Regions from separate parts of the Homo sapiens genome. Here region 2 is linked to region 1. Evidence: read pairs that join two places in POLR2A ChIA-PET (ENCODE). Cell type or tissue: OCI-LY7. All regions are shown on one strand. Each heading gives the region's core, and the rest is flanking DNA. Links, peaks and the distances in the headings are about the cores only.

The links. ChIA-PET counts read pairs that join two places held together with the same protein. Peaks named below come from ENCODE experiments on the same cell type or tissue, not always from the same donor. Only the 100,000 strongest peaks of a DNase experiment are listed, where the experiment ranks them.
Region 2: POLR2A ChIA-PET joins it to region 1 with 5 read pairs; 2 of 35 experiments call an interaction of 5 or more read pairs at or near these places.

Annotation. Positions count from the first base shown.
Region 1 is chr9:76,596,463-76,612,581 of GRCh38, reverse strand. LOC105376095 (a long non-coding RNA gene) reads right to left here. Exons shown (of 12, transcript XR_007061586.1): 2 at 6,591-6,732; 3 at 5,627-5,724; 4 at 3,429-3,549; 5 at 3,240-3,333. It overlaps PRUNE2 (prune homolog 2 with BCH domain), which reads left to right. Exons shown (of 19, transcript NM_015225.3): 19 at 1-1,206. Among named protein-coding and RNA genes, the nearest start is that of GCNT1, 150 kb to the right of the region's middle. In OCI-LY7, for the core only: no CTCF peak of the experiment used is centred there; a DNase peak (open chromatin) is centred at 7,101; H3K27ac peaks cover 900 bases.
Region 2 is chr9:76,677,540-76,692,580 of GRCh38, reverse strand. All of the region lies in intron 9 of PRUNE2 (prune homolog 2 with BCH domain), which reads left to right. It also overlaps a transcript of LOC105376095 not described here. Among named protein-coding and RNA genes, the nearest start is that of PCA3, 79 kb to the left of the region's middle. RefSeq lists an enhancer at 3,568-4,069. In OCI-LY7, for the core only: no CTCF peak of the experiment used is centred there; no DNase peak of the experiment used is centred there.

The sequences.
Region 1 (16,119 bases), core at 5,516-9,515:
CAGCCCACCTCCACTTTTGAAAGCCCAAATTACACCTCTCCCAGAACACAGTGTTGACGTAAATACAGTTACCCAATATTCCTGTTTGTTCACCTATTTGCTACTTTCACTCAGTAGCATCCCATTTTGTAAAATGAATTCCATGGTCACCCTGTCACAGGAAGTAATGAAAAATCCAGTGTTCAGTGTAGTGGTGCAAACCTGAGGGCATAGAGCTGTTCATAGAGGGCTCTTGTTATAGCCAAACAGACACAGCAACAATCTCACCATTTATATATATATTTTTAACTTGTCCAGCTCATCTATGGAAAACTACTCAGGTGGTATGCTGTTTGAAGCCTCATCTTCCTACATGAAAATTATGGGCATTTGTCCCAATGATTTTGTTTCAGCTGTTCTGTAGGCTGCATAACCACTCTGATATTTAGGTATCTGCTATTTTATTATCTTAAAAGACAAATTAATTTAATTGCATGTGCTAGGGAAAAGCTACCATGTACATTCACCCCAAGTAAATAGAATCCTAGATGAATCCTAGAAAAATAATCCCTAAGCAGATAGGTAGACAGAGGTAAACATTCACATGATTTAGCTCTCTAGCTCTTGCACTCTGAACATTCTTGCTTTGGTTCTGACTTCTGGGAACTGCTTTGCATTTCTCCTATAGATCTGTAGTTAAGGGAACCAAGGGGTCATTGGGGCAAAAGCATTGTTTCTCAAAGCTCCTTGATTAAGAGAAAGAACAGAAATTTGCACAGAAGATAGTGTCAAGGAGTGAGAAAGTTTGTTTGAGGGCAGTAGCTCAGTGTGGAAGAAAATCCTGAAGTTTCTGTTGAAGCCATACAATGTTCTATGGGGTTACTCTCTAAGACATTCTCTGAGGTGTGTGAGGAAGTCACTACTCCTAGCCTTTGTTAAGATGTAATTTTAAATATTCAGTTATGGTACTATGTTTGCAACTCTCGTCTTATCACAATGCCTCAGTAGTTTGTTCCCTTAGAAACATTTAGATGTGCACAAATTAATCTTTTATATATCTAAAGGTTTTTCTATCATGCATTGGATTGCTCAGAATAAAGTGTCTGTTAGACTTCGTTTTGGTAAATAAATTCTCCATAATGTAGATTAATAATATAAAAGTCTTTAATGACACAATATATCTATATAGCCTCACTGTATAATTCAGAAATAAAAATTGATTCTGCATGTGATGGTTTTCTTTCTTTGAGTCAGCAAGAATTTTTCTCTGGCTTCACTTTGCAGCAGTTTTATCTCAACATCAATCTAGCTTGGCACTTGGTACTGGAGGACTGTATACATTTTGGTTTTTCTGTACACCCAAACTTTATTCTCTCTTCATTTTTGCCTTTCCTATCTCAGAGTTCAATACACCGAGCTTTCAAACTGTTGTTTACTCTGTGGATAAGCGATTTCTTACTTTGGAAACATCTCCATGTTTCATGGTTACTTGATTTTTGTCTTTTCCTCTCTCTTCCCCTTGCCTTTTTATGGCATATATTTATTTTTAAATTAAAATGTTTAAATATCATTTTATTTTTAGTTGGGGTTTTTTCCCCATTTTCACAACCTTCAGGCAAAACCAGAGTTGAGAATTACCACTGTGCTATTTTTTTAACTTAATAAACACATGTGTACCTCTGAGAAAGTTGTTGGACTAGCCAAAGGAGAAATTGCTCTACAAGAAGTGAGACGTTGCATGTTCTCATGATCTAAAAATGAGTTCTGGTAGATATTGTCCTCTACCCAAGAAAGGGAAGAAACAGAAGAAAAGGCTGACAAGTAATTGCAGGCAAAGGAAGGACATTCAACTACAAGACGTACTGCTACATTCATTCTGCTCTCGTACCTAACTATGGTGGTGGAAACTGGAGGTGGGCTAGGTGTCCAGCACTAGGGAAAGGGCTGGGTAAATCGTGCTGAATACACCTTTTAGTATACCACAGCTGTGAGAAGCAACATACTATATGTTCATAAAGCAACACTTAAATCATAGGGTAGAGCGGAAAAAGAACAAACTCGATGTTTATAGCACAGTGCCACTTACATAACTGTTAAACATACACACACAAAACTACGTATTATCCAAAATCCATGTGTATTTAAGGACTTAACACACTCATTTGGGTAAGGGTAGGGCATGGAGATCAGTGATAAAGTTGGGAGCCTAATTAAAAATCAAAATCATAAGGGGCCTTTTATAAGCTGAAGTTAAAAATAAATAAAATGAAGACAACTTCAGTCGTGGAAGCCAAGACTTTCAGTCATAGATTACAGAAAAGCTGTGTTGGGGCACTGTGGATCCCTGAGGAGCCATTCCCTTCTACAGCTTCTCTTGTGTGTGCAGTGTCCCTGTGCTGGCTGTGTCCATGTGCTGCAGCGTGCCAGAAGCCCGCCCTGGGTTGCATCATCCTGTGCAGTCATGGAACTTTTAATTCAGAGCTGGTGCCTTTTGACACATCAATCCTCACACAGCTGTGGGCTTTACGGAGCAAGCAGATTGCCTCACGAGCCTGATTTTCCTAGATAGTTTCATTCACATCCATTCAAAATAACCCTCTTTAACTAGACAAAATTATTTCTTCTCAAGATATAACCATTCCAATGATACTTAGACATTAGACACCAATAACTGCTACCCATGATCTCTCTAGCCTTACCTCTAGTGAGAGACCTATAGCCCTTAACACTGGATCACGCTTTCCTTGTGAAACTTCCTCCTTAGACCAGTGAGCTGAATTACCCTGCTTTCCCACAGTATTCAATATCTATTGCTGTATTAACAAATTACAGTTGACTCTCATTTTTCACAGTAGTTATGTCCTATAAAGTCAACAAGAACACTGAGTTAGTGAACACTGATCCATTGCTCCTCGGGCAACCGGTCAATACATAAGTTTGTTCTATGTGTTTTTCAGTTTAAAGATATTGTATTTAATGTATATTGTTCACTTGATAACACTGAATTCACAGCCAACAGCCTGAACATAACTCACGCCTGAATGAAGCTTCTGCAACAGGTATTTTCTCCATAAGGCACATCACAGCCTCCTTGCATTAGGAATACCAAATAGCCCCCACTAGCTTGGGGGCCATTTTAAACAGTAAAATCAACAAAAAGCGCAACAATGCAAAAAACAAAAACACAAATACAGGAAACTACATGGACTGTGAAGAGGATACTTGTTGCTGAGAGCTGAAACAAGAAGACAGAGCCTTACCTTGTGCGACTTCAGCAGGGAGCATGTATCTCAGGCAATTCAAATTTTTCACTGCTCTGCAGATGCCGTAAATGACTGTGAAAGTGCTGGAGTACTGATTTTAGGGATACAAATAAATTTTAGCGAGTAAGCAAATTTGCAAGTGCAAAATCTGTGAATAATGAAGATCTACTGTATTCCAAAACTTACGGGCTTAAAACCACACATTTATGATCTCAGTTTCTGTGGGTCAGAAATCCAGACACACCTTAGCTGGGCCCTCCGCTTCAGGGCCTCTCACAGGTGCAATCAAGGAGTTGGTCCAGGGTTTCTAACAAGACACAATCAAAGTTCATCTGGGACAGAATCTGCTTCCAAGCTCACCCTCATGATCATCAGCAGGATTCAGTTTCTCTGTGATTGCTGGACCAAGCACCTCATTCCTTGCCGGCTGTTAGCTAAAGGCTGCTCTCAGTTCTTTGCCTCATGGGTCCCTCCAGCACAGCAGCTTTTTTTTATTGAAACCAATGAGAAAGACTGCTAGGAACTTACAATATTTTGCAATCTATCACAGAATTGACATCCTCTCACTGTTGCTCTATTCTGTGGGTTAGAAGTAAGTCACAGGCACAGTGGCTCATTCTTCTAATCTCAGCAATTTGGGAGGCTGAGGCAAGTGGATAGCTTGAGCTCAGGAGCTTGAAACCAGCCTGGGAAACATGGCAAGACCCTGTCTCCACAAAAAATATAAAAATTAGCCAGGTGAGATGGCACTTGCCTGTGGTCCCAGCTACTCAGGAGGCTGAGGTAGGAGAATCTCTTGAGCCTGGGAGGTCAAGGCTGCAGTGAGCCATGATTGCCCCACTGCACTCCAGCCTGGGTGACAGAGCAAGACCCTATCTCCAAAAAGTAAAAATTCAAAAAAAAAAAAAAAAATTAAAAGAAGTCAGTCACTAGATCTAGCCACACTCAAAAGGAGAGTAGGACACAGGGTGTAACTATCAGGAGATAGGGATGATTGAAGGCTGCCTGGAAACTGTGCCCACCATACCCCTGGTGCCTTCTGCAAGTTCCTCTTTGAGCTCCTCTGTTTTCTCAAGGTGTTTCTCAATGTTCAGACGGAGGCTTTTCTGCTATTTCTCCATGACTTCAACTAGCACAACTCAGATTATTCAAAGCCTGGTTTCAATCTCAGACTACAAACTCCCACCATCATTTCTCTGTGCCCCCTCCAATCCCTGAGGAGGGGGTTAGTAAATTCTCACTTCCCCGAGCTGATGAGACAATTTCTGTACTACCTCATTGTCTTTGAAATCACACAAACTGGGATTCAGCCTACTGGAAAGGGTCACCTCCTTCCCATTAATCCCAGCAGAAGACCCAGGGCTGCATGTCACTGGACCGGCTTAGTTGCCTGTCTATGAGCCAACCACTGTAACTGAAGGGGTGGATTATGCAGGCTTAGTTGGGCCTGGGTCGTATGTTTACCCTTGGAGAGAGAGAAGGGAATCAGCCCCAACCAAGCCATAGTGACTGAGGTAGGGGAGTGGTGTTTCTGCAAAGGAAAATTAGTTTTCAAAAAGAAGTGGAATTAAATACCAGGCAAGATCAAGAGATTTCCAGTTAGGGCATCTGAGTTGGCCTTGAAGCCTAAGCAGGCTCTCAGCGGGGCACACAGGTGAGGTGTAGAGGGCACGGTAGGGCCCGAGAAAAACCAGCTCCAGAACCAGCCAGCCCTCACTTTGCATGGTGGAGCCACTCTTGAGGAACAATGGAATGGCCAATGAGTTCTGAAGCAAAAATAGCCTCATCCCAATCCCCCACCTTCAATAGGTGGGGATATCTTATAAATGAAAAATATAACCCAGGAAAACACTTTCTCCAAACCGAGAATAGGGAAAAGGTTGATCCATTCACCTGAAGTTTGGAGAACATGATACCAGGAAAGGAGCATTGATCAAGCAGGAAAGAAAATGAACAATAAATTCAGCCCTCGATAATATTTACTTTCCTTATAGTCCAGGTACAGCTTTCATCCTCCCTTACCTTTTCTGTTCTCTTCAGTGAAAAATGATCTAAGAAATCAAGAGTAACTGTCATAGCAGTATTTGCTGAAGAAATATCTTTTGACAACTAGAATGACTTTGAAATTGAATATCACTTAGGATATAAGTAAAGGAAGTACGTAAAGAAACTCTTGCTACGTTTCTAATTTTAATTTTTCCTCAAAATATGTATTCAAAAATTGTAGGCCAGGCACGGTGGTTCACACCTGTAATTCCAACATTTTGGGTGGCTGATGCAGGAGGAACACTTGAGCTCAGGAGTTCAAGACCAGCCTGGGCAAGATGGTGAGACCTTGTCTCTACAAAAAAATTTAAAAATTAGCTAGGCATGGTGGCACGCACCTGTAGTCCCAGCTACTTGAGAGGCTGAGGCAGGAGGATGGCTTGAGCCCAGGAGGTCGGGGTTGTAGTGAGCCATGATTGCACCACTGCACTCCAGCCTAGGCAACAAAAGAGCAAAACTCTGTCTCAGAAAAAATAACAACAACAGCAAAATTTTAAATGTAACAAGGGTTTGTTGTAAAAATTTCAGACAAAGATGTATGTAAAGGAAAGTCTCCTTGTATCATTCATTTATTGTTGTGTTACAAATAACCCCAAAACTGAGTGGCTTAAAACAGTACCATTCATTTATTTTGCTCACTAATCTACAATTTGGGCAGGAATCAGAAGGAACAGCTCATCTCAATTCCAGATAGCATCTGCCAGGGCAGCTTGGCTGGGGGCTGGAGGAACCACTTTCAAGAAGTCTGGCTAACCTGGATGGCAAGTTGTTTAAAATGTTAGCTAAATTTAAAGCTATGATATCCCTGAAGATACTGAGAGGAAGATAGCTTCCTCTCAATTGTTGAAATACAATTTTCAAAAAGTTAAAAACTTAGCCAGGCATGGTGGAGCCCCCTGTAATTCTAGCTACTTGGGAGGCTGAGGCAGGAGGATCGCTTGAGGCGCAGGAGGTCAGGGTTGCAGTGAGCTGTGATCATGCCACTTCACCGTAGCCTGAGCAACAAAGTGAGACCTTGTCTCAGAAAAAAGAAAGTTAAAAACATGACTTTCACACAAAGTGAACAGATGTTAAAGATTTGTTTAACTCATTAATTAATTATGTTAAATAAGATGTTAAGACTGGTCAAAAGAACAGAAAACAGGAGACGTAACATCAGGAATGTTCAAATGAATTACCTAATAGATGAAAATTTGAGTACTATCCAATCGAGCAATAAAATGTCATCTTTGGAGTTATCATTTCTACCAGTGGAAATCAACTATACCTCTACTCAACAATACTCAATCCTGGAGAGATTACCTCCATTCTTCAGTCTCTGTCCATGTACAGATGAAGTTGTCCCCATAGAAAGTCCTATTGTCCCAGATGGGTATGTAAGTCAGGCCTGGTCCAAAAAAGCATCCCATTCTCCCAGTGACAGACTCAGAGATGGATATGTGACCTGAAAGACACAATACGATTTGGCAGGGACTTTTGTGAGAGCCACCACATCTTTAGGGGCACTTGAATCTGGAAAGTTTTAGGTCTGAACTTGCTGGGATGCATCCTGCTACCACAAGAAGCCTGAAAATGAGGAAGCATACAATAGAGATGAACGGGGGGGAAACAGCATCCTGAAGGCTTTAACTGAGCCCCTGAATCAACGGTGCAGCCTGATTGCAGTCTTAACTCCAGACTTGTCTATTATATTAGTCAATATATTTCCTTCCTTCTCGTTTGCTAGTTTAAGCCAGGTAAGGTGATTCCAAATGACCCCTCACAATACAGGGGGTTCTCCAGCCCTGGTTTCTTCTTCTGTGTTAGCTCATTAAACATATATTCACTTCTCTGGGTTGCAGTTCCTCTTTCTGTAAAAAGAATAAGCGATACCTACTACAAAGAGTGATAAAGATGAAGTAAGTGATAAATATAAGTATAATATACCTTCATAATACCATGATAAAAGAGATGTCTATGTGATGCTTAATTTTTCTAAATTAGATTATATCTGGTTCTAACCTCCTGCTATGGTCTGCATGTTGGTGTTCCCCTAGAATTCATGTGTTAGAACCTAAGACCCAGTGTGATGGTATTAAGAGTGAGTCTTTTAGGGATGATTAAATCATTAGGACTCCATCCTCATGGCTGTGGTTAAACTCTTATAAAAATGCTAAAGGGGGCCGGGTGCGATGGCTTATGCCTGTAATCCCAGCACAGCGCTTTGGGAGACCAAGGCAGGAGGAATACTTGAGCCCAGGAGTCCAAGACCAGCCTGGGCAACACAGAGGGACCCTGTCTCTTTTTAATTTTTTTTTTTAAGTGCTGGAGGGGCCAAACACGGTGGCTCATGCCTGTAATCCCAGCATTTTGGGAGGTCAAAGCAGGAAAAGTGCTTGAGGCCAGGGGTTTGAGACCAGCCTGGACAAAATAGGGAGATGTTGTCTCTATAAAAAATTTTATAAATTTTATAAACTAGCCAGATGTAGTGGCTCATGCCTGCAGTCCCAGCAACTCAGGAGGCTAAGATGGGAGGATTGCTTGAGCCTGGGAGGTTGAGGCTGCAGTGAGTTGTGATCGTGCCACTGCAGTCCAGCCTGGGCAACAGAGTGAGACCCTCTCTAAAAACAATAAATAAATAAATAAAGTGCTGGAGAAAGCTAGCTGGGCTATTTTGCTCTTCTGCCTTGTGCCATGTGAGGACACAACAAGAAGGCCCTCACCAGTCACTGAATGTCAGTACCTTAATCTTGGACTTTCCAGCCTCTCAAACTATGAGAAATAAATTTCTATTCTTTGTAAATTATCCACTGTAGTAATTTTTTTCTAGCAGCACAAAAAGACTAAGATATCCCCATTTACTAGGATGAGAAGACTCCCAATATCAGTCACTATGTGGGCTCTTTTACTCTTTAGTGGTGAAATCTGTCACAAATTGCCTAGAAAATGTTGTTTGATCTTTGGCACATGTTTGCTATGGGGATGTTCATTGTCCAAGACCCTGTGGTCCATTCAAAGGCAGGTGGCTCTGCAGGCTTTTTGACCTTTAGGGTATCTGGTAAGTTCTATGTAGTTACTGAGACCATGGTGTTTGATGTTCATTGCCCCCAGCAAACGTGTTTACGTCATCAAAAGTTCCTGCTGCCACATAGGATACTTCCTGATAGGAAATTGATGCTTGTGGACTTTCCTTCCACAGCTCCTCAAGTCCTTGCCTCATTGCTAACCTTGGGCAACTCCTTGTCTTTCAACTCAATCTCCAGACCCCATACCTTCCAAGAAACACCCTGCCGAATTCACCTTCCTCACAGGGGCCTAGATAGAGCTTTATAACAGATGTCTTGCAACTTTGTTTGGGGCTGGGAACCACACATTAAAAAAAAAAATTAATAACCCAGAATAGCAACCTTCAAGAGGACCCTCAGTGAGCTCCACCTCCTGGTATTCATGCCTTTGTGTAATCCCCTTCTTTGAGTGTGGGTTGGACCTAGTGACTCACTTCTAACCAACAGAACACAGCAAAAGTGATGAAATGTCACTCTCAAAATTAGCTTATAAAACTACAGTGACTTCAATCTTGTTTCCCCTCTCTCTTTTCCTCCCTCACTGCTCTGAGGGAAGCCAGCTGCCATAATTGTGAGCTGCCCAACAAAGAATCCCATGTGGCAAGGAACTGATATTTAGGACAACAGCCAGAGAGTACCTGAGGCTTGCCAAAAGCCATGTGAGTGAGTTTGGAAGCAGATGGATCCTCCTCAAGATATTCCTTGTGATGACTGGAACCATAGCCAAACTTGAGTCCAGGCTTACAAGAGACCCTGAGCCAACTAAGCAGCTGATGCCTGACTCACAGAAACTGTGAGATAATAAGTATTTCTTGTTTTAAGCCACTAAGATTTGGAATAATTTGTTATGCAGCAACAGATAACTAATACATGGCCTCTAAGATTGGCAGCCCAGAATTTCCTGGAAACGAGGATAAAATTACCTTTTCCTCCTTTTGAAATCTTTTTTGGCAGGGAGTAGAAAACAGCACTAAATAGCTTGGTAAATTATCCTGTGACAAATGAACATTACCTGAAGCCATGTAAGTGGATAGAACAGAAATCCCTGCAGAGGGAAATTACCACCTCCTGTCACAGTTCAAACTCTGCCATGGTGAAGCATGGCCATGCCCCTGAGCACCTGATAATCAGCACCATCCCAATCCCTCCTACAGAATAAAGGAGCAGAGCCCAGTGCTCAGAGGAGAGATGGGGATGCAGCTGCCACAAGTCCTTAAACTGCCCCTTGGCCTCCCAAAAGAAACTCAAACCTGTAAGTGTGGCCCCAAGAAAATAACAAGCTAATTTCAGCTTAGGCTTCCAGGGATACTGGAATTTCTAGATGAAAGTGTTCAAAAGGCTAGAACTCTCTCCTGGTCAGGCGCAGTGGCTCAAGCCTGTAATCCTGGCACTTTGGGAGGCTAAGGCAGATGGATCACTTGAGCTCAGGCCTGGGCAACATGGTGAAACCTCATCTGTACATAAAATACAAAAGTTAGCCAGTTGTGATGGTGTGTGCCTGTAGTCCCAGCTACTCAGGAGTTTGAGGTGGAAGGAACACCTGAACCCTGGAGGCAGAGGTTGCAGTGAGCCAAGATCATGCCACTGCACTCCAGCCTGGGCAACAGAGTGAGACCCTGTCTCAATAATAATAATAATTATATAATGGAAAAAAAAAGGCTAGAGCTCCTGCTGTCATGGGACCCTGCCCTAAACCTGGAGATTCTGATGCAGTTCTCAGAATTAAGCCTGTCATGAAGGCTCCCCCAGGAATATGGGCCCCTTATACAGCATCTGATGCCAGAAAATAATCTGTGGTTGGTGAAGCTGGGCTCTGGAGAGACACTGGGCCAATTGCCATCCCCAAATTGTCAGCTCATTCATGCACAGTGTTTCCCTGACATTAAGTATAGGGTGTCAGGCTTCGTGCTGTACAATCCCAGAGAATGCTGTTGCTGTTGTGTTCAATGTCAATGACACCTGCTGAGACACAACTTTGTACAAGATGAATGGCAGAGTCTGGGGTCATACCACACTGTCACCCTGAGTGTGGGACCCACACATTTGAGAATGTTTTCTGGACAAAAATATACTCATTTTCCCACCATTATTCAGCCAATGAGTTTTTCAACTTTTATGAGTCCTCCTGTTTGGCCATATGGACAAGCTTCGGGGAAAGGTAGGGAAGCACAGTGCTAAAGCACCTCTCTGGGACACTTCCCCATCTCTATTTGGGACAGGCCTTGTATTTGCTCCAGTGAGTACGGGAATCTGGTCCCATTATGACCATGGAGATAAGCAAAGGCATGGTACCCAGCAATAACTTCCTAAAGGGCTCCAGGCCAGTCTCTGAGGTGTTCGCCTCACCTTCATGAAAAAGATCAACAGCTTAGGTGTCACATCAGCCAAGGTCTCCAGTTCTGGCTTTTTGCCTCCTGTGTGAGTGACTGAATATCTCTTTCTTACATTTTTTTTTTGAGATGGGGTCTTGCTATGTTGCCCAGGCTGATCTCGAACTCCTGGCCTCAAGCGATCCTCCTGCCTCAGCCTCCCACAGTGCTGGGATTACAAATGTGAGCCACAACACCCAGGCGAGACTGAATATCTCTAAACTTCAATTTGGAAAAGTTAAATTAAATGATGGGGGAGACTTCTGGTTTCCAGTCAGGTGCGTAGGAAGCTTGGAAGTTGTCTCTTCTGTCCACCCAGCAAGCTGAAAACTAACAATTCTTCTTATATCCATCAGAGAACTGAGGCCATAGAGCAAACAGCTGTCCCCCAAACTGAAGAGACTGACATGCAGATAGAGAGAATCACAACTTACCAGAGCAGAAGCCCAGGAGCAGTAACTTCCAAAGGAACGAGCATCCTATCTGGAAAACCTGAACTGCCACTAACGAATGGCTGGAGGCTCAGCGTGGACAAGGCTGAGAGAATTAAAAATTCAGGGAGAGGGCTGTTGTAGGGCAAACCCCACACTTTCTTGAGTTTTAACTCCAGGAGTGCCGCTACATTGTAAGATCAGAGAAAAATTCCCAAGTGATTCCCCCATGGGGTGGGGGAAAGTAGCCATTTAAAAAGTTGCCCAGAACATTCTGTTTTTTAATAACAATGCCTGTCCTCAAGAGAAACTGGAGCCTAGGTTGACCTGGGTGAAGGAAAATACCCAACTGCAGTGGGCTCCAGCCTTCCCATCTCACCTGAGAGGGAAAAACAAAACAAAACTGAGAGGCACTGGTGAAGGTGCCAGCCGAGGGGCACAGGCTCACTACAAGTCTGAGACCTATTTACAGGACTGTAGAACACTTCCTTTCCCCACACATTTTCTACCACATTAATAGGGCTGGTGTTTAATAACAGGGGAAAACAATGGGAAGAACTATTTAATAAGTCTCTAGAGAATATTTAAGGCCAGGTGCGGTGGCTCATGCCTGTAATGCCAGCACTTTGGGAGACTGAGGTGGGCAGATTGTCTGAGGTCAGGGGTTCAAGACCAGCTTGGCCAACATGGCAAAACCCCATCTCTACTTAAAATACAAAAAAAAAAAAAATTATCTGGGCATGATGGTGCACACCTGTAGTCCCAGCTACTCTGGAGGCTGAGGCAGGAGAATCGCTTGAACTTGGGAGTTGGAGGTTGCAGTGAGCCGAGATCGCACCACTGCAGTTCAGCCTGGGAGACAGAGCAAAATTCTGTCTCAAGGAAAAAAAAAAAAAAAGTGACAATTTAAGAGCCCTTTAGAGAAACTCAAAGACAACAGGGAGACAAAAACAAGCACATCAGATGAAAGTTTAACTTTCAACACCTACTGCTACAGCAAACACAGCCAAAGTCCTTGCCAGAAAAACATAAAACCTCATACCAAAGGCCTGTTTATAGCAGTTTCTTTTACCAAGGATATCATGTCCAGCTTTCAACAAAAAAATCACAAGGCATATGAAAAGACAAATAAAGTGACAGATCTGTGGTATTATTGAATAGACTATTAAAAGCATAAATTAATCTTCCCAGACACTAGCCTTTGTTTGCTCTCTAAGCCTGCCCCACTCGATAGGAGCTAAAGGCTGCTTTTCTAGGACCATCAACCAGGAGCTAGGGCACGTGGACAGCTTGAGGAGAGCCAGGAGGAGCTACACTGCCCTAACTCCTCCACTACTCTGAGTGAAAAACAGTGTTAATAAATCAAGTGGCTCCAGTGGCTTCTTCATTACACCTTCATTACATACAGGTGTTTTCTTAAGAATACCAGAGATGGATAGATAGGTAAATAGATAGATATAGAGATCAGAAATATAGAGCTATAGGTATATAAGAATGCATATACATTTAACTAAGGCTATGATTGGTATAAAGATTTTCTGATATATAGAAACTATTCATAAGTCTGAGAATTTTAGGTTAAATTCCTGTATCATTTTTACTTAAAAGAGAGGAAAAACATTATCTCTCTGGTCACATCACAGTGATAACTACTCAAAAATAATTGTTTAGGCCAGGCGCGGTGACTCACGCCTGTAATCCCAGCACTTTGGGAGGCTGAGGTAGGCGGATCACCTGAGGTCGGGAGTTCGAGACCAGCCTGACAAACATGGAGAAACCCCATCTCTACTAAGAATACAAAATTAGCCATGCTTGGTGGTGCACGCCTGTAATCCCAGCTGAGGCAGGAGAATCACTTGAACCCGGGAGGTGGAGGTTGCAGTGAGCCGAGATCGTGCCATTGCACTCCAGCCTGGGCAACAAGAGTGAAACTCCATCTCAAATAATAATGATGATGATTATAATAATAATAATAGTTTAACTTGTGTGACTTTTGCTTGGCACTTTGGTGATAAACAGTTTTTATTCATTCCACTAATATTATTGAGTCTGCTTAATGTGTTTATAATCCTAAACTAAGTTTTCATTATTGTTCTAAGCAAAATACCATGGTGCAGACAGAATACATTGTTTTTGGCCCCTGGAAACTTAGTATTTAGAAGGAGAGAAAATATATAAGTACAACATCCCTCAATGGCAGGACAGTGTATGGTTAAGGGCTAGACCAAGTTGTTTAGTCCCAGCTCTGCCACTAACAAGACATGTGATCTTGAGCAAGCTCCTTCCTTATTCCCCATGGGGCCTCGTTTCCTTATGTTTATATAAAATGAGAGCTAAGCTATTATCTCAAAGGGCCCGGCTAGTCCTAAAAGAAGAAATGTCTATTAACAGAGACAACAGATCTATCAGAGCAGTCATAAGAAGTCAAGAAAATGTCTAGACTGTCTACCGATCGCTATTCTACCACTACCTTGCCCATCGTGGTTTGTTAGGTTGGGATTAACCCACTTTCAGCAAGAAGATGTCCTAAATGGATCAACAGAATCACTTTCTTCTCATCAGAGTGATTAGTTTAGGTAATCTCAAATTTAGACTAATCAACCTCTAACATGACTTTAGCCACTAGGATTGATTCGGGGGTCAGCCAATCAGACCAAAGATGTGGCTTATGCTGGGGATTCTGACATGCAGACGTTCTCCCTCACTCTCAATAACGTGAAAGACTGAACATGCTGCAGTCATTTATAAGTAAATTCTGGTAAGACACTGATGGGGAAACAGAGCAGAGCTAGGATCGGACGGACCCCCTGGAAGTCCCACAAAATTCATATAGCTAATTCTTGAAGGGTTTGTTTGATTTGGATAGACTAGAGGAGAAGGAAGAATACTAACAGTAGATAATAACAGGAATCTGGAGGGAATGTGCAGTATCTTAACAATGGCACTTTGAAATTCTTCTTCTTCTTCTTACTATTATTATTATTATTATTATTATTATTATTTTGAGACCAAGTCCCACTCTGTCGCCCAGGCTGGAATATCTCAGCTCACTGCAACCTCTATCTCCTGGGTTCAAGCCTTTCTCCTGCCTCAGCCTCCTGAGCAGCTGGGATTACAGGCATCCACCACCACGCCCGGTTAATCCTTGTCCTTTTAGTAGAGATGGGGTCTCACCATGTTGGCCAGGCTGGTCTCGAGCTCCTGACTTCAGGTGATCCACTCACCTCGGCCTCCCAAAGTGCTGGGATTACAGGCATGAGCCACTGCACCCGGTCTGAATCTTTCCTTTGCTTGGCTAAAGCAGATAATTTGTATTCATCCAATATAAAACATTGGCATAATAATAATACTGATTCTGTGGTGGAGTTGGCTATGCAGGGATGGGTTTGGGATAGAGATATGACATATTCCATTTCTCAAAGAGCTTATATCTTGGCAGAGGGACCAAAAGGTAAACGACCAACAGTAGGGGAGAGATGTAGCCCTCGTTCACCTCAGATCTGCAGACGGGAAGAAAAATTTAAAGAATAGAGTGTCTTTTGAATGTCTGCCTGGGAGGAATTATCATCCACATTGGATAGATAAAGAGATTAAAGTATGTGAGCAAAAATGTCACATACCAAGCTAGACAATTATTATTACTGATAAGCCAGAAAGATAATGCTTTGCCTTTCTTGTACATATTCCTTTACTGAATGGACTATAAAAAGCACCAATTAATCTTCTCAGACTCTAGTCTTTGTTTGCTCTCTAAGCCTGCCCCACTCGATAGGAACTAGAGGCTGCTTTTCTAGGACCATCAACCAGGAACTAGGGTGGGTGGACAGCTTGAGGGGGGCCAGGAGGAGCTACACTGCCCTAACTCCTCCACTCCTCTGAGCGAAAAACAGTGTTCATACGTCATATTATATAAGATTTCAAAAACAACTAGCAGGCAGTACAATCTGCAGTTGAATCCAGGTCCATCTGGCTTTAAAACCTGGCTCAAGACTCCCACTTTTTAAAATGTGGTCTGTGCAACCTATAGAATGGGAGAAAAAATTTGCAAACTACTCGTCTGACAGGGGATTAATAGCCAGAATATATAAGGAACTTAAAAATCTCAACACAAAAGAAAAACAACCAAGTAATCCAATTAAAAAATGGATGAATGATCTGAACAGACACTTCTCAAAAGAAGATATACAAATGGTCAACAAATATATTTTTTAATGCTCAACATCATTAATCATCAGGGAAATGCAAATCAAAACCATAATAAGGTATGATCTCTCTCTAGTTAGGACGGCTATTACCAAAAAGACAAAAAATAATAATATGTACAATTATTATTTGACAATTTAAAAAATATAATAACAGCTGAGCGTGGTGGTTCACACCTGTAATCCCAGCACTTTGGGAGGCCAAGGCAGGCAGATCATGAGGTCAGGAGTTCGAGACTAGCCTGGCCAGCATGGTGAAACCCCGTCTCTACTACAAATACAAAAAATTAGCTGGGCGTGGTAGCACACGCCTGTAGTCCCAGCTACGCTGGAGGCTGAGGCAGGATAATGGCTTGAACCCAGCAGGCGGAAGTTGCAGTGAGCTAAGATTGCGCCACTGCACTCCAGTCTGGGCAAGGAAGCTAGACTCCATCTCAAACAACAATAACAACAACAACAACAATAAAAAATAATTTTTTTAAAAAAAGTGTGGTCTGTGAATTGGCAGCATCAGCATCAACTGGGAGCATGGCTGGCGACATAATCTGTGTGGCCTGATGCAAAATAAAAATATGGGCACCTGTTCAAAAAGCAGGGGAAAGTGCCACTACATTTGCAAACATGTTAAGCTTCTCTCTTTCTTCCACAGTCTCTCAACTTGTCATGGTGTTTTATATTTGCCATTTAATGTCATTCTTTTTTTTTTTTAAGACTGGGTTTCGCTCGTGTTGCCCAGGCTGGAGTGCAGTGGTGCAATCTTGGCTCACTGCAGCCTCTGCTTCTTG
Region 2 (15,041 bases), core at 1-4,000, 86 kb before region 1:
CCTGCTATGCTTCCACAGTCCATTTTATTATGATCTTAACCATTGTTCATTCAATGAAAATAATTACATTGCTGTCATATAGGTATGTGCTGTGAAACTACAGGATTTTTTTTTAAAAAGAGGTTTCAAGAGAACTAAATTCCTTACAACTTGTGCTTTGAGCCCATTCACATCCAGTCTCACTCGGGAGCAGGAGTAGCAGCAGTTTTCCTCAACTGACATAAAAATTAAAGAGCATTTTTGACTCCACAACGTGGGTGAAAGGGTATCGTATATTCCCAAATGAAACTCAGCACAGCCCCAGCTGTGCCCCCTAGCCACAGCGGCTGCATGGGGAGATCTGGGAGGCAGGTGATCATCCTTATTTAGATGTGCCAGAGATCATGTGACCAGAAAATGGAGGCGAATCTGTATTTCCAGTTAACTGCTCAGAAGAGAGATGCTGAAGAGCTGTAGTCGTGCATCCTTCTCACCCTCCGTTAGAAAGCCTCCTCTCATCCTCAGAAGGTAGGTGGGTCCTGGTGTAGCTTTTAGGAGATCGGTACGGGAAGGACAGAATGAGATGGAGAGTGTTGTTCTCAAAGACTAATCTCTTGCTGCTGGGAAGTTGGCGGGGGAGACGGGAGGGGGATGAGAGGATGCCGAATTCTGCCCAGCCCCTTGCAACTGACAGCTGCCAGCTGCATTTTATTCCGTATCCACTCATCCTAGAAAAGCTTGTGGTCGTTATGCTGTCCCCGCCCCTTTCTTGGCTATCAGGTAATCAGGAAACAGACTTTGCACAGCTGTAATCATTTTGTTTTCCTTTATATTTATGATGAAAATGGAGAGAGAAAAATAAAAGGAAGTGACAGATTTGAAACTGTTTGGGACTATTGCCTAATGAGAAATATAATGTCTCTTTGGATTATTTGACAAGCAGGACAGCTCTGGTAGAGAGGCATTTTTTAAATGTTATTACTAATTGCTATTGAAGCTAGTGCATCTGTTTTTCTAAAGAATCTTGTAACCTTTAAGTCTTACCTGAGTTTTAAGCTGCAGAAATAGGTCATCCTCAAACATGGGCTTATGTTGTTCCCTTTGTCTTTTCAAAATCAAGAAAGAATACTCTACTGAAAGGATATCAGTATTTCACTGAGAAACTAAGTTATGTGAGAAAGTAAAAAAATTACTACCTGGTCAGTTTCAACCAGGAATACACAGGTTATTAAATTTCTGTGTGGTAACTAGAAAACAACGGTAGACTCTTACCTAGTAGAAGTGATTTAAAGTGTGACTCTGCCAGAGATCAGGGTACTGGCCATGTGGATGAAAGGGAAAGGGGGCATAATCTCCATCCACTGCCCCCTCTTTGATGTGAACTGTTGACATGGTTTGATCTTATGTAAGCTGCTATGTGAGTGCAGCTTCCAGGACCACTTACAGCCAGATGGCTGCCCTGCGCCCCTCCTGTAGAGAAAATGGGAGCGGCTCCTGCATGAGTCTATTCCAAAATCTTCATCTGATGAAAGTTTTCTTAGAATCATAACAGATAATATGCACGGAATGTAAAATCTGGAATAATTAGATTACGATGCCTGGCAATCAAAAAAATGACCCATGGAATTGCTCTTAATTGCTAAGAGAAACTTCCTATCTGGGAGGTAAAATAAAACAAAACGGCTTTTATGGAAATGTCTCTATGGGCAAATTAAACATTTTTAGGGTACTGAAAGCTCAGTACTCTAAAATGGTGTGGACCTTGTTCCCCAACTCAGAACAACAAGATGAGGTTATTGTCATTGGAAGTCAGCAGCACCTAAACATCCCTGTGAGATGTAGCTTTGTAATGCAAAGTTACCCTTTATGTCCTAAATAAGGTTTAATGCCTCATAGATACTTGAGGATAGTGAGCCAGATTCTCCTTCCTATTAACAAGAAGTCAAATTAACTTTTTTTCCCCAATGGTTAGTGCTCTCTTTGGTACATCCCAGTGAACTTCTATTTACATTCCACTTGGTTTCTCAATCTTGAGTGGCTTTGTACTCCTGGGAAGATTATCTCTCCAATAAGAGATCACAGTACTTTCTTGAGTTTTTAACTTCACCCTTTCTAGCTAGAGGACAAGGTGCAGGGTTTGCACATAGGTTCAGGTACCTGATATAGGTTACAGTGCAAAAGCTTAGGTTTATCTACAGCAAATAAAAGCTGGGTTTTTTTCCTACTTAACTAGCCTGGAATTGCTTGCCCTCTGTTTGCTATTGTCAAGATTTTGCAGGCAGAGGCTTTACATGAACCAAGTTCCTGCCAGAGTAGTATTTGTATCTGGGATGGTTTCTCAATTCCTTACCAATCCAAGTTAAGGGTAATTGGTAGTTGGGGGAAGGAAGAAGGGGCGAGAAAGGGCAGAAGGAAAAGTAGAGAAGGACAGATTCTGTCCCCTGGTATCTTGTCTGCCAGGTTGACAAAGAACATGGCTCCTTCTGGATTAATCCTGGCAGGAATCATGAGATGCTTGTGGATAGGTTTATCACTATGTTGCTCAGGCTAGTCTGAAACTTCTGGCCCCATAAGAGGGGCATTGGAGAAGAAGCTGGAGTAGATGCCCTTCATTTGAGCACTCTTTTCCTTAGAGGGCTGTTGCCAAGGTTGGCTCTATCTTGTTCTGATAGCTGCCTATTTGCCTGCTATTTTGATAGTTGTTTGATTCCTTGTATTGTTCTTGAATCCTGAAATTCAACTGCTAAAGTAATAGAAGCTGAACTAAATTTTAGAATTCATTTGGATTCACTTCTTGAGTTTACAGGCAGAAAATGAGTCCTAGTTAGAGTGAGTGATTGTCTTAAGATCACCCAATCAGTGGCTTGGCTGGGATCAGAACTCAGGGGTCTTAGCTCTGGACCTTGTGCTACTTCCTGTCATCCCAGGGCCTTTGAGAAAAAAATCTTGGTGCGGTATCTCATGGCTGCAATCCCAGCACTTTGGGAGGCTGAGGCAGGAGGATCACTTGAGACCAGAAGTTTGAGACCAGCCTGAGCTGGTCTCTATAGAGACCCTGTCTCTATAGAAAATTTTAAAATTAGCTGAATGTGGTGGCATGCACCTGTAGTTCCAGCTGCTTGGGAGGCTGAGGCAGGAGGATGCCTTGAGCCCAGGAGGTTGAGGCTGCAGTGAGCTATGATCATGCCACTGCACTCCAGCCTGGGTGACAGAGCAAGAATCTGTCTCAAAAAAAGAAAAGAAATCTAGTCCATGCGTTAACATTTTTCATGGCTTAAAAATAAATCTACCACTCTTCTATTTTTAGGATAAGGTGGCATTTCCTAATTCATTTACAACCCTTAAACTCATATGCATTTGGGGAAAATGAAACAACTCTACTGTCAGAACTTGAGTGTTTATTATTAACAGGATGCTATCCCTAAGAAATGCATATGATACAAAGGTAACTAAGGTGCAGTCTCTCCTCACTCTAGTGTGGGGAGGAGAGAGTAAAATAAATGGCTGTGAAGGACAGAGTGAAATCAATTCCATAAGAGATTACACAACGGTGGGGCTCTGGGTGCTTAAAGGTCAGAAAGTGTTGCTTCATTTCCTTTGTTGTAGAGTGGCTACCACAGGATTCATGGATGAGGTAGATTTCAATAGGTTGGGAGAAGGAACACTGCAGCTGGAGGGAATATAATAAACCCAGCTATGGAGTCAGGAGAGCTATCGGTTGGAGTTGGGAGACTTAAGAGAATCTCATTTTGCCTAAAAGGTAGAGCAGCTGGAGAAGCTAAGGATGGATTATTCTAAATGGTTAAGAGGCCCTGAGGCTGCAACAAGGAAGTCTGTATTCAGTGTTTTTTGTCAGCAATGGAAAGCTGATGTTTCTTGAGCTGGGTATTGTGATTGCAATAGACTGGCAATGATGCAAGAGAAATGGGAGGGCAGATGGGAAGTGGCAATCCACCTGAGACTGGAAGTCAAGGCTGGAACTGTTCCTGGGATGGAAAGAAGGGAGGTAGTTTTAGAACTGCAGACACGGAAGAAAGCTAGAGGGCATGAAAATTGAGGAAGATGAGAACCTACTGGGGAGGTGCCCACAGAAGAATTGGCAAGCCCTGTGAAAGGTCATCATTTCATTCTTCGTGTCTGAGAACCTGCAGCCTTGGTGAGTTACTTGATATAAGTTCATATAAGCAAGCAAAGAAAGCACAAAACTCTCTCCTCAATGGAACAAGACAGAGCCGACTTGGGCAGCAACACTTACTGCAAGTGAAAAACCACATCTGATTCATCAGCCTTAGGTCATGGTCCTGGTGTTGGACAATGGTCTCTATGACTACACTTTCTTTGTTGCCAAGAGGGCAGGTCTGCAGACCTCTGTATCTACTGAGGTGTACCTATTGGGATGGGGTGTGAAGAGGATGGTGACGTTTTCCTCTGGTCAGGCTCTTACTTCCTGGGCAGTTGCTATAGAAAGAGAACACCCAGCTTCAGGGCAGGGGTGAGGCCAAATGTTGTCTGTGACAAGCTCCAAGGAGATTCTGACTCATAGGTTGCAAGAACAGAATGAGTCTTGATTGTGGGCTCAGGAACTGAGGAGAAAGTGGGAAGAAAAAGAACAGGAGAGTTCAGATATAATCTATCCTCATTGCCTCCCTGGCTTACTAACGGGCCAGATACCACCTTTTATTGGAGGCTTCTAGATTGCTCTACTCTACCCCCGCATCTGGAGGAACTGCTGCTATCTCTGAAATTCGTGTAGGACTCTCATGTCTTTTAGCCCCTCCTGTGCTGTTTTGTGTGAACCTGTATGTGTCTTTTCCTCTTTATCCTCCTAGATTTTAAATTCTCTGAGAGCAGAATGTGTCTCTGATCCATTCTTTTTGTAATACAGCCTCCCCCGAGGCTAACACTTTCCATATGGCTCTAGGACTCAAATGTTTGTTGAACTCCTACCGGAATGAATGGCCTGAGAAACAAACAGTGAGTATCAGAAAGAAGCTACAACTGTCAAAGCTTGTGGCAGTCTGCTTTGGAAACCCTAGGCAGATTACTAGAACAATCTTGATATGGTTTTACCTGGAGAGAGAGAGCATTCAATATCCCTTCCAATCCAAAAATTGAAAACCAAACACATGCTTTCAATATTGCCCTGAAAAGCAGGATTTAGTGCTGCTCAAACCCAAGATGAAAGTCCCATTCATAAAGCCACCATTGCCCACCAGTGTTACCCCTTAACAATTATATTTTTCTACATCCAGTTCCCAGAAATATCCAGGAAAGGTTGATGAAATTGGATGTTCTAAAAATAGTTCTTCCTAAAATAAAATAGGAGTGAAACCAACATAGTGTGATCCCAAGAGAGCAGCTGAGCATGAGGTAGGTAAGGAGGACACAGGTAAAATGGAGATGAAAGGAGAGCTAGAGACTGTTTATCTATAGAAAGGTCAGTAGAGATCATTGAAAGAAAGCAAATGTGGGATGGAGTTGAGCCTCATTCCCGGGCTGGCCATGGGGAAGTTTTCCTTGTACATTAGACTAAGTTCAGATGTAATCAAGGCTCATGGCTGGGCTGGGTGCGGTGGCTCATGCCTGTAGTCCTGACACTTTGGGAGGCCAAGGTGGGAGGATCACTCGAGGCCAGGAGTTTGACCCCAGGCTGGGCAACACAGTGAGACCCCATCTCTATGAAAAAATTTTCAAAAAATGCCTTAGCCAGCTGTGGTAGCTCACACCTGTGGTCCCACTTACTCAGGAGGCGAAGATGGGAGGATCTCCTGAGGCCAAGAGTTTGAGACCAGCCTAGGCAACATAGTGAGACACCATCTCTACCAAAAAACTTTTTTTAAAAACTTAGCTGGGCATGGTGGCACATACCTGTGGTCCCATCTACTCTGGAGACAAAGTGAGAGGATCTCTTGAGACCAGAAGTTCCAGACCAGCCTGGACAACACAGTCAGACCCTGACTCTACCAAAAATTTTTTTAAAACAGCCAGGCATGGTGGTGGATGCCTGTGGTCCCAACTACTTGGAGACTGTGGTGAGAGGATCACTTGAGCCTGGGAAGTCACGGCTGCAGTGAGCCGTGTTCATGCCACTGCACTCCTGCCTGGGTGACAGAGTGAGACCCTGTCACAAAAAAATAAAAACAAAAATAAAAACAAAAGAGCTCCTGTCTTTGCAATAAAGACAGAGATTGGATTTCCTATGATGAGTGTCTCACCAAGTTTTTTTATGTGCTTGCCATTAGCTGGATGAGTATATAGCTGGTATTGAGCTGTTATGTTTATTTTCCAGTACTTTCATCTATCAGCAGGGACCTGGTAACCCAAAAATGTGAGTGATGTATAAGACAGAGTCATGGAATCTCATGTAATGCTATAACTCTGTGAACAACAATTATTTAAAAGCATAAGCACATTTTCTTCCCTGAATATCTGTTTACATTTATACAGTGAAGACATAGAAATGAAAAAGAGATGGTTAAATGAATCAGTTCTCCCCAAGAGGTTGGCAGAGCCGTATGATTACTGAATGTATCCCTCAGGAGGGTATGAAATTAATCAAGTCTTATAATTAGCTTCATAGAATGTGATTATACTGTGCAGCAGGATACATGTAAGTAAGCGGGATGACCTCTTTCTCCCAGTGTCAAGGGGCCTAACTTAGGTTTCTCTCTCTCCCTGGAGATCTGTCAGGCAGCCATAGAAGGGCTTTCTAGCAGAGAAGATGAATGAAAGGACTGATATACTCCTTCCAGAGTCAAGAGTCTCCTCCTTGACACTGGATATACCGGTGAAGATCTGATACTTTATTGGTTTGCTAGGGCTGCTATAACAAAGTACCAAAGATGAGGTGGCTTAAACGGTAGACATTTATTTTCTCACAGTTGTGGAAATCTGAGATCAAGGTATTGCTAGAATTGGTTTCTTCTGAGGCCTCTCTCTCCTTAGCTTGCATATGGCTGTCTTCTCCCCATGTCTTCTGGTCTTCCGGTCTTCCCTCTGTGTGTGTTTGTGTCCAAATTTCCTCTTGCTATAAGGATGCCATTCATATTGAACTATGGCCCACCCGAATGACCTCATTTTCACTTAATTACTTCTGCAAAAACCCCATTTCCAAACACACACCTTGAGGTACTAAGGGTTAAGACTTCAACATAAGAATCTTGGAGGATGCAATTCCTCCCATAATAGATACCTTAGGAATGTGACAGCATATGTGCCAGGAATTCCTGATGGTCCTGTGATTGGTGACAGGCCCCCAACCCCATAAACCGTTTATTGTACTTCAGTGATGAGTCTCTGCATCCCTTCAGGGGGATCCATAACCTCCTTGGAGACCCAGAGTAAATATAGAAGGCTAAGTGTAACCCAGCATCTTCTAATAATATAATAGTAATATTAGATGTAATCATATAATAGAACTTTTGCCAAGCACTTTACTCATTATCTCTTTGAAATCTGTCCTCTCATTCCCATTTTGCAGATAAGGAAGCTGAGTCTTAAGAGAAGTCAGTAATTTTAGCACATTTACATGGTTAATAAGAGGCAGAAGTGGCCGGGCGCGGTGGCTCACGCCTGTAATCCCAGCACTTTGGGAGGCCGAGCAGGGTGGATCACTTGAGGTCAGGAGTTCAAGACCAGCCTGACCAACATGGTGAAACCCCGTCTCTACTAAAAATAGAAAAATTAGCCAGGCATGGTGGTGCACTCCTGTAATCCCAGCTACTCGGGAGGCTGATGCAGAAGAATTGCTTGAACTCGGGAGGTGGAGGTTTCAGTGAGCTGAGATTGTGCTACTGCACTCCAGCCTGGGCAACAGAGCGAGACTCCATCTCAAAAATAAATAAATAAGAGGCAGAAGTGGAGTGAGTCCCATTGACCCCCACCAGGGTAGATTGCCTCCCTGTTTGTGAGCATTGTTTTTCTTAAACTGGTGTGAAAGGCTAAGGAGAAATTTCTTGTGGGACAATGAGTATGAAGGGACCTGAAGAAGTCCATCAGCTTTACGCTGGATATCTAAGGAAGTCCAGAATCCTCAAAGAATATTGAAACCCTAAGTTAACCTGGAATTTTGCCACTGCGAAGAGGTAGCTAACTTAGATCTGTTAGACCCCAACCATTGGGAAAGTGGAGGAAATGAGACTGAGACAGGAAGGGAGCACAGGGACTCTGGAGCTGCCCTGGGGTTGAGTCTGCAGCTGACTCCTCCTCCTCTCCCTGCTCCCTTTGACTTGTCTCTGAGAAACCGTGCTGGGAGACAAACTAGCAGGCCAGGCAAACTCAAGCAGCTTTTTCAAAAAGTAGCCTCAGACTCGTAGATGTAGAGTAGAATGGTGGTTGCCAGAGACTGGAAAGCGGATGAAGGAAAGGGGAGTGATTGATCAAAGGGTACAAAATTTCAGTTAGATCTGAAGAATAAACTTTAGTGATCTGTTGTAGAGTGGTGACTATAATAAATAATCATGCATTGTATATTTCAAAATTACTAAAAATGTAGATTTTAAATGTTTTCACCACAAAAAACATAAGTATGTGAGGTGATGGATTTGTCAATTTTCTTAATCTAATCATTCTACAGTGTAAATATATGTCAAAACATCACATTGTATCCCATCAATATATATTCGTGTGTGTGTATATATGTGTATATATATATAATATGTACATATAATGTATACTATATATATTTTATGTATACACAAAAATATTCATGGGGTATGCAAATACATATGTGTATATATGTATATATACATACACAAATATAATTTATGGGGGCATAAATATATATATATAGATAAATACATGCACATATATGTTAGCATCAGGTTTCAGGGCCTGTCCCCTCCCATGATATTCTATGATATTCTTTCATTTGCATTCAGAATTAGAGGAGTGATAAACGAAATGCATTCATCCAACAAATATATGAAGGTGTGCCTAATTTCAGGGTTCATGACCCTGGCACTTCCTTTATATGGGAGTTAACCCTGTCTCTATAATCAAGAATATACCACATGTAAGCTTCCTGAGAACATACATATTTTTCCCAATCTGTTTTATCAGTGAGGTCATTTTGGGTGATGGGTGACAAAAACTCAACTTACCCTGCTTAGGTTAAAAAGAATATTAATTGGCTCATATTATGAAAACCTAAGAACTAATCTGGCTCTAGGAAGAAGTGAATAAGAAAGCTCCAACCACGCAGTCAATGTTTACCCATTTTTTTTCCTTCACTCATTGTCTCTGTTTCTTAATACAGTGGGTTCCTCTCTCCATAGGCCCTCAGGTTTACATTACAGTCAACTGCAATCCCCAGAGAAAGGCTTTCTTTTTCCCAGAGGTTTCAACAAAATCTGGGTTGAGTCTCCTTGGAAGAACTGGTGTCACGTGCTTATTCGTGGAACCAATCACTCTGGCAGGGGCGGGGACTCTGTTGATTGGTCAGTCCTGGGTCAGTTGCCTGTCTCTGACGGGAAAGGAAATTACCTTCATCCCTCAAACCCTGGGACTTAGTGTGATGCAGAAATTATTCCCCAAAGGGGAATAGAGGTGCTGTTATCAAAAGAAGAAAGAGTCTGGGGAGGACACTGGGCTAACTATTACATCTGAATACACTAAAAAATTTAATGGTCAGGAGAAGATGAAGAGAGGTCAATTAAAAGTACAGTTTGGTGGAAGAACTAAGCCCTAGTTTTTGCCAGATCATTAGAGTGACTATAGTTTAGAGTAATCTATTATATATTTTTAAAATAGTTAAAAGAAAAATTTGAATATTTTTTAGCATAAAGAATAGACAAATATTTCAAGTGATAGCCATCCCAAGTGATGCTGATTTGATCTTTACAAATTATATTAATGTATTAAATTATCACATGTACTCCCCAAAATATGTACATCTATTGTGTATCAATAAATAAAATAAAAAATTAATAGTGGGGCTGGGCACAGTGGCTCACGCCCATAATCCCAGCACTTTGGGAGGCTAAAGCAGGCAGATCACCTGAGGTCAGGAGTTCAAGACCAGCCTGACCACCATGGACATGGAGAAACTCCATCTTTACTAAAAATACAAAAAATTAGTCGGGCGGGGTGGCGCATACCTGTAATCCCAGCTACTTGGGAGGCTGAGGTAGGAGAATAGCTTGAACCCAGGAGGCGAAGGTTGTTGTGGGCCGAGATCACGCCACTGCACTCTAGCCTGGGCAACAAGAGTGAAACTCCAACTCAAAAAAAAAAAAAAAAGTTAATAGTGATCATCCATAGTGGCAAAATTTAGGAATATTTTTCCTTTATATTTTCTATCATATATAATTCTATTTTTATATATAAAATATATGGTAAGTTTTCTATAAGTAAACTATGTTTTTATAATGAATAAGACTTTTTAAAAGTTTTTTTATTAATATCTCTGAGAAAATAAAGCCTCTTTTAAAGTCTAAATCACTCCGTCTACTGAGGGGCTTCTGGCTAAGATCAAGAGCCAAATCTCTTCTCTCTCCTAACATTTTTATCGCCTTCACTGTCTCCTGCTAATTCTGGTCTCCAGGGAGGTCTCATTTTGTCACCTCCTCTGCCTTTGCCACTTCCCATGACTCTCAGAGTTCCTCCTAATGTATTTAAAATACATCTTTAAAATATCAGCTTATCTTAAAAATAAACTATTTGGACTTTACTTAAAATTTCAAGGTGACATTGTGTCTTTAAAAAGATACACCCTGACTAGATTAGATTTAATTGCCAGTTTTTTTAATAACCTCTAGCTGATAAGAATTCCCTGAAAGGAGTTTTTAACATAAATCTGGGATCCTTTTACAAGTGTTTTATGTGACATTCTGAGATGATTTATTTCCACAGGCTGATAGGATATAGCTCCTTGTGGGAGCGGTTGAAGAGCACCTTTCTGGTGGTTCAGGGGTAAAAATGATGCCTAAATTGAAGCAGTGGTGGAAGCATCAGCTGTCCCAGGACATCAAGCTGTAGTGCACCTGGGTGGGCACCCACACAGTCGAGATCTTCACAGACAGATCCCACAGCTCTTAAGTGTCCCTGTCAGGCTGTCCACCTTCAGATTTATGATCCAAAGGTGGTTTTGTGAGCTTAGAAAAACCTATCTTGTACCCTTTCCCAGGGCACCTGCTTTTTTTTTTTTTTTTTAATCGTGGTAAGAAACACATAACATAAAATTTACCGTCTTAACCATTGTTAAGTGTACAGTTCAGTTATGGTAGGTACATTCACATTGCCGTGCCTAGATCTCCAGAACGTTTTCATTTCTTAAAACTAAAACTCAATACCCATTAAACAACATTTCCCCATCTCCCCGGCCCCTGGCAACCACCATTCTACTTTCTGTTTCTATGAATGTCACTGCTTTAGATACTTCAGATAGTGGAATCATACAGTAATGGTTTTTTGTTTTGTTTTTTCATGTGTGACTCGCTTATGTGACTGGCTGATTTCATTTAGCATGCTGTCCTCAAAGTTCATTCATACTATAGCCTGTGACTGGATTTTCTTCCTTTTTAAGGCTGAATAATATTTCGTGTATGCATATACCACATTTTCTTTATCCATTGATATGGTTTGGCTCTGTGTCCCTACCTGAATCTCATCTTGAATTATAATCTCCATGTGTTGGGGGAGGTGCCTTGTGGGAGGTGATTGGACCCTGAGGGCAGACTTCCCGCTGCTGTTCTCATGATAATGAGTGAGTTCTCACGAGATCCGGTTGTTTGAAAGTGTGCCACTTCCCCCTTTGCTCTCTCTCTTCTATTGCCATGTAAGATGTGCCTTGCTTTCCCTTTGCTTTCAGTCGTGATTGTAAGTTTCCTGAGGCCTCCCCAGCCATGCAGAACTCTGAGTCAATTAAACCTCTCTTTTTAATAAATTACCCAGTCTCAGGTAGTTCTTTGTAGCAGTATGAAAATGGACTAATACTTCCATTCTTCCATTAATGGGCGCTTGAGTTGCTTCCACCTATTGGTTATTATGCCTATAACTGCTATGAATGTGGTTGTGCAAATATCTCTTTGAGATCCTACTTTAAATTCTTTTGGACTTATAACAAGAAGTGGGATTGATAAATCATATGGTAATTCTATTTTTAATCGATTTGAGGATCCACCATCCTGTTTTTAAAAGAGGCTGCATCATTTTATATTCCCACCAACAGTGCACAAGTGTTCCAATTTCTCTGTATCCTCACCAACACTTGTTATTTTCTGGTTTTTGGTTTTTTGTTTGTTTGTTTTTTGTTTGTTTTTTTAACAGTAGCCATCCTAATGAGTATGAAGTGATATATCATTGTAGTTTTGATTTGCATTTTTCTAATGATTAGTGATGTGGAGCATCTTTTCATATGCTCGTTGGCCATTTGCATATCATCTTTGGAGAAATGTCTTTGCCCATTTCTTTTGCCCATTTTTTAATCAGGTTATGTACATTTTTGTTGTTGGGTTTCAGGAGTTCTTTATGTATTCTAGATATTAACCCCTTATCAGATATATGACTTGCAAATGTTTTCTCTCATTCCATAGGTTGCCTTTCACTCTTGATTGCATCCTTTGATGCACAGAAGGTTTTAAGTTTCATGTTGTCCCATCTATTTTTTCTTTTGTTGCCTATGCTTTTGGTGTCATATCCAAGGAATATTGTCAAATCCAATGTCATGAAGTTTTTCTTCTATGTTTTATGCTAGAAGTTTCTATTTTGGGTCTTATGTTTTTATTGCTAATCCATTTTGAGCAATTTTGGTATATTGCATAAGGTGAGGGTCCAACTTCATTCTTTTACATGTGGATATCTTGTTTTCCCAGCATCATTTGTTGAATAATTTCCCCATTAAATGGTCTCAGCAACCTTATCAAAGATCATTTGACAATATAGGCATGGGTTTATTTCTGGACTCTCTATTCTGTTCCACTAGTCTATATATCTGTCTTTTTATTTATTTATTTTAGAGTCTCATCCAGGCTGGGGTGCAGTGACATGATACAATCATAGCTCACTGCAGCTTCAAACTCCTGGGCTCAAGCAATCCTTCTATCTCAGCCTTCCTATAGTACTTGGGATTACAGGAGTGAGCCACAGTGCTCAGCTATATCAGTGTTTATGCCAGTACTATACTGTTTTGATTACTGTAGCTTTGTAATTAGTTTTAAAATTAGGAGGTGTAAGACTTCCAGCTTTATTCTTTTTCAAGATTGTTTTGGCTATTTGAGGTCCCTTGAAATTTCAAATAAATTTTAGAATAGATTTTCCTATTTTTTCAAAAAATTCCATTGGAATCCAGGTCACTTGGTTTTGAAAACCACTATTGTATTTAATTTTTAACAAAATTACTGAAATGATGGTAACAGCAATATCTAATCCTTATATGTCATCAGTCATGATTGGCAAGGCAGTGTTCCCTATCCCTACCTAAATCAACGCATTTAATCCTTACAACAACTTTCTAAGTAAGTAGTGTTACTTTTCGCATTTTACAGATAAGGAAACTGAGGCATATAGAAATTCTGTAACTCGTATAAGGTTGCACATTTTAAAAGGTCAGAGCCAAGATTCAAGTGCAGGCAGCCTGCCTCCTGAATCTTGAGGCTTTCTGGAATAAAAATACCACAGAGCAGTTCAGGCTGCATTTACTAGATTCTTGTTAGATGCAGTCCTAGCTGTCCGTAGAGGCCCACATATCTCTTGGGGTTATGTCTCAGACCTGTGCTTCTCGAAGGAAGGGAGGAAGGACTTTATTTATTTATTTTTATTTATTTATTTATTTTTTGAGACGGAGTCTCACTTTGTCGCCCAGGCTGGAGTGCAGTGGCACCATCTCGGCTCACCGCAAGCTCCGCCTCCGAGGTTCACACCATTCTCCTGCCTCAGCCTCCAAGTAGCTGGGACTACAGGCGCCCGCCACCACGCCCGGCTAATTTTTTGTATTTTTAGTAGAGGCGAGGTTTCACCGTGTTAGCCAGGATGGTCTCTATCTCCTGACCTCGTCATCCGCCCATCTCGGCCTCCTAAAGTGCTGGGATTATAGGCGTGTGCCGCCGTGCCCGGCCAAGGAAGGTCTTTATAATGCCCAAGAATCTGTTACAGACTCTGAGATGTCCTCTAGAAATGTTTGGTTTTGTATGTCTCATTTTGACCAAGAAATCTTTTCTTCTTTTCATTTTTTCTTTTTTTCCTTTCCTTTTTTCCTCCCTTCCTCCCTCCTTTCCCTTTCTCCTTCCTTTTTTTTTTTTTTTTTTTTTTTTTTTGATGGAGTCTCGCTCTTGTCTCCCAGGCTGGAGTGCAGTGGCACCATCTCGGCTCACTGCAACCTCCACTCCCGGGTTCAGGCGATTCTCCTGTCTCAGCCTCCTGAGTAGCTGGGATTAAAGGCGCCCACCACCACGTCTGGCTAATTTTTGTACTTTTAGTAGAGACGGGGTTTTGCCGTGTTGGCCAGGCTGGTCTCAAACTCCTGACCTCAGCTTCTCAAAGTGCTGGGATTACAGGCATGAGCCCCCAAGCCCGGCCAATCCCCAGAGAATATAATATATGATGCTTCACAAACTTAATTGGCATAGAGCCTTTTGGCATAGATCTGTGGAGCTGGTTCTCTGGGCGCAGGCTCTGGCAAACGCTGGCATAAAGATATGACCAGTTGTTCCCCACTGTGTCCCGTTCGCCCCAGGATGGTTTGGAACACTCGAGTGCAAATCCTCGTGGGGTGTGGGGGAAGTGTTCCTTCTTATGTCTGCCCCGGTCAGTCCCAGGTTTGAGCTCATATGCTGACCTCGGGGAATGGATTCCAGGAATTTGCCCGGATCTTGCAGCAGGCCTGCTTCCTGGACTTCTCCAGGAAAGTCACTGGGGCCTGAGAGGTGACTCAATTTTCAACCACAGGCAGCGACTGTGTGGGAATGAAAAGATAAAGGAATTTAATGCTAGAGGAAAATGAGGAACAATGGACCCATCAGGAAGGAAATCCAGAAAATAAAAATGGGATGGTATCACCCAAAGGAGCGAACACTGGTGCACATATCTTCTGTTTATTCAGCAAATGTCCACAGAGGGCCGGCTGC